Linked DNA regions of Homo sapiens: all the other regions are linked to region 1. A link is a contact called in ENCODE Hi-C or POLR2A ChIA-PET data. All regions are on one chromosome and are shown on one strand. The core of a region is the stretch at or near the end of the contact, and the rest is flanking DNA. Distances in the headings are between cores, read along the strand shown.

Region 1 (2,722 bases), core at 103-2,602:
TGGGAGGCTGAGGCAGGAGAATGGCATGAACCTGGGAGGCGGAGCTTGCAGTGAGCCGAGATCGCGCCTGTTCCAGCCTGGGCAACAGAGCGAGACTCTGTCTCAAAAAAATAAAAATAAAAAATATATAAAAATTGTTGGAACTGTTCAGCATCTCGACTGCAGTGGTAGATACATGAACCTGCACAGGTGACAAAATTGTATAGAACTAAACATACACACGCACAAATAAGTACAAACAAAACTGGGGAAATAAATTTTAAAAAATAGGTAGCATATGTCAATGTCAACTATAGTTTTGCAAAATGTTAACATTGGGAGAAACTGGACTAAGTCCAGAAGTACCTTCTCAGTATTTCATACAATTCGGTGTGAATCTATAATCATCTCGATAAGAAATAAACACACACACACACACACACACACACAAGGCCTGTTTTTAAAAAACGATATATATGTGTGTGTACTAATATATAAGGCAGTAGAGGTAAATATCCAAACACCAGAGGTTAGGTCATAATAAAAATGATTCTTTTCATGTGCAGGTGACAATATGCACACTCTATAACAAGCAATCCCTCTGGAGAAACTCATCAGCCAAACACACTAATGTGACCTATATGCAAGTAACTCCTATGGCTGACTGCCTTCTAGACACCTCACCCTGATCTTCTCTATAACGGTCTGATCTTTCCAAGAAACCTGCTCTACCCACTGTCTGCCCCAACACAGTTAAGGCCAGACCTTGAGAGGAGAGGCCAACAATCCTTGCACAATGGCCACCCCGCCCCCACGACTTTTCTGACCTCATCTCCTACTAACCCCCACCATCGCTGGTCTTCCTCTTTTCTTGGACTGTACCAGGTGCGCTCCTATCTTGGGCCTTGTACTGACTCTTCCTTGCCTCCTTCAGGTCTTTGCTCAATGTCACCCTCACATTGAGGCCTACTCTAACAACTTTAATTTAAAGGATTATTTCCCCAATGTGGCACAACAAATCCCCTTAGTCCTGATCTATTTATTTCCTCGGGAATTTCTTACATATTAATTTCCTTTATTGTATGTCTGTCTACTCTGCCCACTAGAATGTAAACTCCAGTAAGTAGATCAGCTCTTTTGTCTGTTTTATTCACTAATTCATCCTCAGGACCCAGAGCTGTGGCTTGGCACATAACAGGCACAACAATAAAAACTTGTTGCTGTTGAATGGCTGGAGAAAGCTCATGACAGAAGCACTACATTCAAACACCTTCAGTATCACTGGTGTAACAATCTTTGGAAGGCAGGCTCCTGATCTACTGCTGTGGGGACTCAGATTTCGCCAACTGCCTGCAGGTGGGAAGCACACCCTTGGCTGGTTCACAGCCATCTGCTGCTGTTATCTCTACCACTTTCGACCACAAAAACTTATCCCCATCTTCTTTAGTAAGCATGACACAATGACATCTCATAGGTGTCAGATGCCTAAGAGATTGAAAACATAGCACAGGAAGGAAGCTGTTGCACCATACAACCATTGTGTGTGTGTGTGTGTGTGTGTGTGTGTGCACGCGCCACAAACTAAAGTGGAAAAGTGTCACAGGTATATCATTTAGGAGACCTTAATCACTTCTCCTGAAGCATCTGCCAACATATAATCAACAAAGTTTTGAGATTGGGCGCAGTGGCTCACTCCTGTAATCCCAGCACTTTGGGAGGCCAAGGCAGGCAGATCACTTGCTCTGAGGAATTCGAGACCACTTTAGGCAACATGGTGAACCCCATCTCTACAAATTAAAAACAAAAAACAAAAATTACCCAGTAGTGGTGGTGCAAGCCTGTAGTCTCAGCTACTCAGGAGGCTGAGGTGGGAGGATCTATTGAGCTCGGGAGGTCGAGGCTGCAGTGAGCCGTGATCACGCCACTGCACTGCAGCCTGGGCAACAAAAAAAACTGTCTCAAAAAAAAAAAAAAAAAAACCAAACCAAAACAAAAAACAAACAAACAAACAAAACCCCAAAAAACAAAAAAGTTTTGACGAAAGGCATTTCTGTTTCTTAATACTTCTTTCCCCCCTCATTTTGCAAAACAGAGGTATTCCCTAAAAAGTATCTGCACAGGAGGATTGCTTGAGCCCAGGAGCTCAAGGCTGCAGTGAACTATGGTCATGCCACTGTACTCCATTCTGAGCGACAAAGTAAGACCTTGTCTTTAAAAAAAAAAGTTATCTGCAAGGGTACAATGTATATTATTCAGGTGATGGTTGCACTAAAAGCCCAGACTTCATCACTAAGCAATATATCCATGTAACAAAACTGCACTTACATCCCTTAAATTTAACAACAAAAAGTTATCTGCAAAATGTACTCCTATAAATCTAGTCCCTTCCACCTACTTCCATTAGAAAATTAAAAGCTACATTTCCATAGTGGGAAAAATCTGCTAGCTCAACAATAACCACAATTAAGAAGACAACAAACCTACAATACTATTTAAGTGAAAAATGCACAGCAGGCTGGGCGCAGTGGCTCACGCCTGTAATCCCAGCACTTTGGGAGGTCGAGGCGGGTGGATCACCTGAGGTCAGGAGTTCAAAACCAGCCTGGCCAACATGGTGAAACCCCATCTCTACTAAAAATACAAAAAATTTATTGGGTGTGGTGGCAAGTGCCTGTAATCCCAGCTAATCGGAAGGCTGAGGCAGGAGAATCGCTTGAACCCTGGAGGCAGAGATTGCAGTGAG
Region 2 (2,722 bases), core at 59-2,558, 330 kb before region 1:
CGCCCCGTCTGAGAAGTGAGGAGCCCCTCCGCCCGGCAGCCACCCCGTCTGAGAAGTGAGGAGCCCCTCCGCCCGGCAGCCGCCCCGTCTGGGAAGTGAGGAGCGTCTCCGCCCGGCAGCCACCCCATCCGGGAGGGAGGTGGGGGTCAGCCCCCGCCCGGCCAGCTGCCCCGTCCGGGAGGGAGGTGGGGGGTCAGCCCCCGCCCGGCCAGCCGCCCCGTCCGGGAGGGAGGTGGGGGGTCAGCCCCCGCCCGGCCAGCCGCCCCGTCCGGGAAGGAGGTGGGGGGGCGCCTCCGCCCGGCCAGCCGCCCCGTCCGGGAGGTGGGGGGCGCCTCTGCCCAGCCGCCCCTTCTGGGAAGTGAGGAGCCCCTCTGCCCGGCCACCACCCCATCTGGGAGGTGTACCCAACAGCTCATTGAGAACGGGCCATGATGACAATGGTGGTTTTGTGGAATAGAAAAGGGGGAAACGTGGGGAAAAGATTGAGAAATCGGATGGTTGCTGTGTCTGTGCAGAAAGAAGTAGACATGGGAGACTTTTCATTTTGTTCTGTACTAAGAAAAATTCTCCTGCCTTGGAAAAAAAAAAAAAAACAAAGATGGTTCCACTGGGAAAACAGAAACCATGCTAAGGGATTTCTAACACGAAGGGTTTAATACAGAAAATAGGTGCTTTCAAAACAACTGGCAAGGCTATATAGTGTGAGCAAAAGTAAAGTGGGCTAACTCCCCATCTAATTCCCACAGTCATTGTCAAGAGTCAGGAAGCTACTACTGCCATCTATAGGTTAGGAAACTGCAAAAATCTGCTGCCAATACTGCAGCTGCTCTGCAGCCCTGAGACAGCTGGCCAGTGGGGGAAGGCAGAAGCCACTGCAAAAAGTCACCTCAAAAATCTAAGCCCATGCACACCCCCAACATACACTATGGCCTGAGGAAGAAAGGTTCCACCTCCCTTCCACTTGCCACATTTCCCAAGACACATGTCATAGGGCAAATGACACACAGAAGCCTGCTGCCAGGTGGTTCTGAGTGCTACTGCTCCAGCATTCCAGCCTCTGAAACCCACGGACAAGCCCAGAAGGGAGTGAGTGGGAAGGTACTGAATGCCCAGGCTGTACCTAGCATGTCATTTCCCTCTTTTCAAAAACATGCAGAAATTACTGATCTACTGTTACATCTTTCCCCTTTTTTTGTCCCTTTGGTTTTACATTTTTTATACTCCTTTTTAGCAGGCTTTTAGCAGGGCAATGAAGTAACCCCATAAGGTAACTCCAGAAGTCCTGAAGTCTAGTTCAAAAGCAACTTGACTGAGAATGGCCCAGGGCTTCCCTAGGGGTTACTGAAACTCTCCTCATACAAAGGAAGGTCACAGCTTTTGAGCAAGGGTGGTTATTAGCTAACTCTCTACTTCCCCCACAAACACAAAGAGTTTCCTTTTTTGAGAGGGGAGGAGGTTGGGGGAAGGGAGAGTGTCAATGAGGACTTGACTCTATATCTATGATTTTTTAAAAATTTCTTTTAAAATAAACTAGAAAAAAAATCACAAGATTTAGCAGTCATTAATTCAAGGAAGTAAGAAAATACGTATTACACATTCTTTGTACATTTTTATGACTTAATTTGCTCAGAATCTCAACTTTAAGAACAATTAGAAATCAACCTGCTTGGCCGGGCACAGTGACTCACGCCTGTAATCCCAGCACTTTGGGAGGCCGAGGAGAGCGGATCACAAGGTCAGGAGATCGAGACGATCCTGACTAGCACGGTGAAACCCTGTCTCTACTAAAAATACAAAAAAAATTAGCCGGGTGTGGTAGCAGGCGCCTGTAATCCCAGCTACTCAGGAGGCTGAGGCAGGAGAATGGCATGAACCCGGGAGGCAGAGCTTGCAGTGAGCCCAGATGGCGCCACTGCACTCCAGCCTGGGCAACAAAGCGAGACTCCATCTCAAATAAAAAAAAAAGAAATCAATCTGCTCACCCTCCAGACTGTGACACAGCACTATACAAGGACAATCATAGGACCGTGAGTCAAGGAGAAGCAGGGTGAGCCTTGTCAGGGCAGTGGCCTCCTCAGCCCACCCAGAACACTCCTAGGCCCTACCAAGCCTCAGGGGGCTTGCACACACGGGTCCTCATTGTCATGCCTTCACTGCTCAGCCCTGGTGCAGGCCACCACTCGTAACTTTCGGCTTCTATGAGAGATTTTATTTTTCTGTCTAGGGAAAACATATGGCAACCAATGTAACTTCAAGCCAATACTCAAGTGCAAAGTTGATGCCTGCTCCATGCCAGGCCATGTGGTCAAGAGAAATAAAACCTACTCCTTGCCTTCAACAAGTCTTCAGAGCGTGGAAAGATGAACAAGGTGGCAACTATGAGTGTGGATACCACTATGTTCAGCGTGTGTAACAGGACAGTTATTACAAACAACTACAAAAGCAAAGCCAAATGGCACTTTGAGAACAACAAATAAACTCTGCTTCCATTTGAAAGCAAACCAAGAATCATCTGGTTCTCTCTTCAGGAATTCTCCAAGAGGCTGGATATAAGGTCTCACTCTATGAGTCAGACAAGGGGAGGCTCCCACTCATAACCACATGGTCGTCCCCAGGCTGACCAACCAGGGAACTTCAGCAGCCCAAGCACTGGGAAGCCCACTGGGAATCCACTTTCTCTGGGCTTTGACCCCAAAGACCCACCAGAGAGGCTCCCAGACAA
Region 3 (2,722 bases), core at 145-2,644, 310 kb before region 1:
GGAAGGGATCATATAAGATGAAAGAAGAGAAAGGCAGGTCCACCAAGCATACCTATTCCATGAGTGACACTTTCAAGAAAAGAACAGCAACTTGCAATCAGTCCTTATTTCATGGGGGTTCGGGCAGGAGGGGCTACATACTTGGGAATAAGACCAGGGCAGGAGGGTGGGACAGAACTGGAGCGAGAGCTATCTCGCATCTGATGTAAACATCAGCCAGCAGTTTCATCCAACACTCGCACCACATTTCGATCATAGCCACAGGATAGCGCAGCCAATTTCTCTAAGAGAAAGAACAGCTGTAGTCAAATCAGATTCCTGAATGCTCATTTTGCATGTGCCAGGCAGTATATCAAGTGCTTAGAATACATTATTATGAATCCTTAAGACAACTCATTTGCTCCTTCCATGAACACCGCCGTGTACCTCCTAGGGGCCAGGTGTTGTACAGGACACAAGTGAGAAGAGCAGGAGGAGAACCATAAGGTGTCTGCCCCCACGAAGCTCAGATTTTACTAGGGAAGGAGAAGAACTTCGTAACCTTGGGGTAGGCAAGGATTTATTAGACAAAAACAGAAAGCATGACCATAACAAGAAAAAATGATAAATCAGACTTCTTTAAAATTAAAAAAGTCTTTGATCAAAAGCTTAGTAAAGATACACAGACCACACTGAGCACAGTAGCTCTCACTTGTAATCCCAACACTTTGGAAAGCTGAGACAGGAGGATCACTTGAGCCCAGGAGTTGGAGACCAGCTTGGGCAACACAGGGATCCAGTCTCTACAAAAATTAAAATAAAAATATTAGCCACATATGATGGTGAACACCTGTGGTCCCAGCTACTCGGTGAGGGTGAGGTGGCAGGATCACTTGAGCCAGGGAGGTCAAGGCTGCAGTGAGCTGTGATCCCACCACTGTACTCCAGCCTGGGCAACAGAGAATTTATCTAAAAAAAAAAAAAAAAAAAAAAAAAAAAAAAAAAAGATGCACAGGCCAACAGAACAGAATAGAATACAGATCTCAGAAATAGACCTACACAAATGTAGTCAATGGATTCTGACAAAGGTACAAAGACAATTCAATGGAGAAGGTATAACCTTTCAACAAATGGTACTAGACAGTTGGACTCCACATATCAGAAAATGAACCTCACACTTTGGGAGGCGGAGGTGGGAGGATTGCTTGAGCCCAGGAGCTCAAGACCAGCCTGAGCAACAAAGTGAGATCTCATCTTTACAAAAAAAAAAAAAAATCAAAAAATTAGCTGGGTGTGGTGGCATGCATTTGTAGTGCCAACTACATGGGAGGCTGAGGCAGGAGGATCACTTGAACCCAGGAGGTCAAGGTTTCAGGGAGTTACGATTACACCACTGCACCTCAGCCTGGATGACAGAGCGAAACTGTCTCAAAAGGAAAAGAAAAAAAAAACCTCCTTAATCATCAGGGAAATGTAAGCCAAAACCACAATAGGCTATCACCTCACCCATTAGGATAGCCACTGTCAAAAACAAACAAACAAACAAGTGTTGGCAATGATGTGAAGAAATCAGAACTCATGTACATCGTTGGTAGGAATGTAAAATGGTACAGTCACTATGGAAGACAGCATGGAGTTTCCTTAAAAAATTAAAAATAGAATTACCATATGATCCAGCAATTCCAATTCCACTTCTGGGTACATACCCAAAATTAATTGAAGGCAAGGTCTCAAAGATATATTCATATACCTATGCTCACAGAAGTACTACTCACAATAACTAAGAGGTGGAAGCGACCCAGGTGTACACTAAATAAACAAAATGCAGTATATGCATACAGTGGAATACAACTCAGCCTTAAAAAGAAGTTCTGACACATGCTACAACATGGATGAACCTTGAGGTAAAATAAGCCAAACATAAAAAGACAAATACTGCATGATTCTACTTATATGGAGTATCTAAAGCAGTCAAACTCTTAGAAACAGGAAGTAGGACGGTGGTTGCCAGGCTGGAGAGAGAGATAAAAGGGAGGGGTAGTTACTCAATAGGTACTGAGTTTCAGTTTTGCAAGATGAAAACATTCTAGAGATCTGTTGCATAACAAGGTACATACTCTGGCACTACTGAACACTGAATGAACTGAACACTGAATTGAGTGGTTATGATGGCATATTTTACGTTATTAAAAAAAAACTGCGGTAGCAGTGGAGCCGCCTAACCCTGAAAAGCACATATAAAATACGGAGGGATTTAAAGTCCTAAGGATAATATTACAACTGAATGAAGTAACTCCTGCAAGAAAGCAAGACTAGAAATCTGACGCATCTAAAAGGAGACTGAGCCTACAGCCCAGCCATGGGCAGGCAGTTCTGCCCAGTTCCTCCCTTGTCTAACAGAGTGGGTCCAAACTTTAGTGTGATCACCACAGGGAGTTACACTCACAAAAAGCACATGTCCTATCATATGGGGTCTTTAAAGAACATTCAAAGGAAACATTTGCAGTCTGAAAGCTTCATTTCCTGCTCTTATTTCAAAACCTAAGTTGAACACAAGATTTAACACACGAAAAACTCTATCCAAAAAACGGGGTTACAGTTAAGGTTAATGGAGCTATTACATGCCAAGTGCTGATGAGGGTGCCTGATGCTCAGAAATGGGGATGGGGTGGCAGTGATAAGACAGCATCAGCTAAGAACCAAGGCAGGGACTGCAGGAACAGGCTGCGGGGAAGTGTCAGCT

Evidence for each region. Hi-C counts contacts between places; a loop is a spot of excess contacts on that map. ChIA-PET counts read pairs that join two places held with the same protein, here RNA polymerase II (POLR2A). Pooled maps may share reads with other maps.
Region 2: a loop to region 1 is called in a pooled map, with 2.4 times the contacts of the local background. The contact joins two enhancer-like sites. A Hi-C loop is called at or near these places in 1 of 50 pooled maps. POLR2A ChIA-PET finds 5 or more read pairs at or near these places in 2 of 52 experiments (A673 and MCF 10A).
Region 3: a pooled map shows a loop between it and region 1 (3-fold over the local background). The contact joins two enhancer-like sites. A Hi-C loop is called at or near these places in 5 of 50 pooled maps. POLR2A ChIA-PET finds 5 or more read pairs at or near these places in 3 of 52 experiments (GM10248, MCF 10A and WTC11).

The regions. Positions count from the first base shown.
Region 1 is chr22:19,418,524-19,421,245 of GRCh38, forward strand. All of the region lies in intron 1 of HIRA (histone cell cycle regulator), which reads right to left. Among named protein-coding and RNA genes, the nearest start is that of HIRA, 12 kb to the right of the region's middle. Within about 2 kb of position 1,353, at least 8 of the 41 ENCODE cell types and tissues checked have a DNase peak (open chromatin) inside an H3K27ac peak, as active enhancers do.
Region 2 is chr22:19,084,528-19,087,249 of GRCh38, forward strand. All of the region lies in intron 2 of DGCR2 (DiGeorge syndrome critical region gene 2), which reads right to left. Among named protein-coding and RNA genes, the nearest start is that of DGCR2, 37 kb to the right of the region's middle. RefSeq lists enhancers at 1,515-2,016, 2,017-2,516. Within about 2 kb of position 1,309, at least 7 of the 41 ENCODE cell types and tissues checked have a DNase peak (open chromatin) inside an H3K27ac peak, as active enhancers do.
Region 3 is chr22:19,107,620-19,110,341 of GRCh38, forward strand. All of the region lies in intron 1 of DGCR2 (DiGeorge syndrome critical region gene 2), which reads right to left. Among named protein-coding and RNA genes, the nearest start is that of DGCR2, 13 kb to the right of the region's middle. RefSeq lists a silencer at 2,094-2,143 and an enhancer at 2,239-2,722. Within about 2 kb of position 1,395, at least 16 of the 41 ENCODE cell types and tissues checked have a DNase peak (open chromatin) inside an H3K27ac peak, as active enhancers do.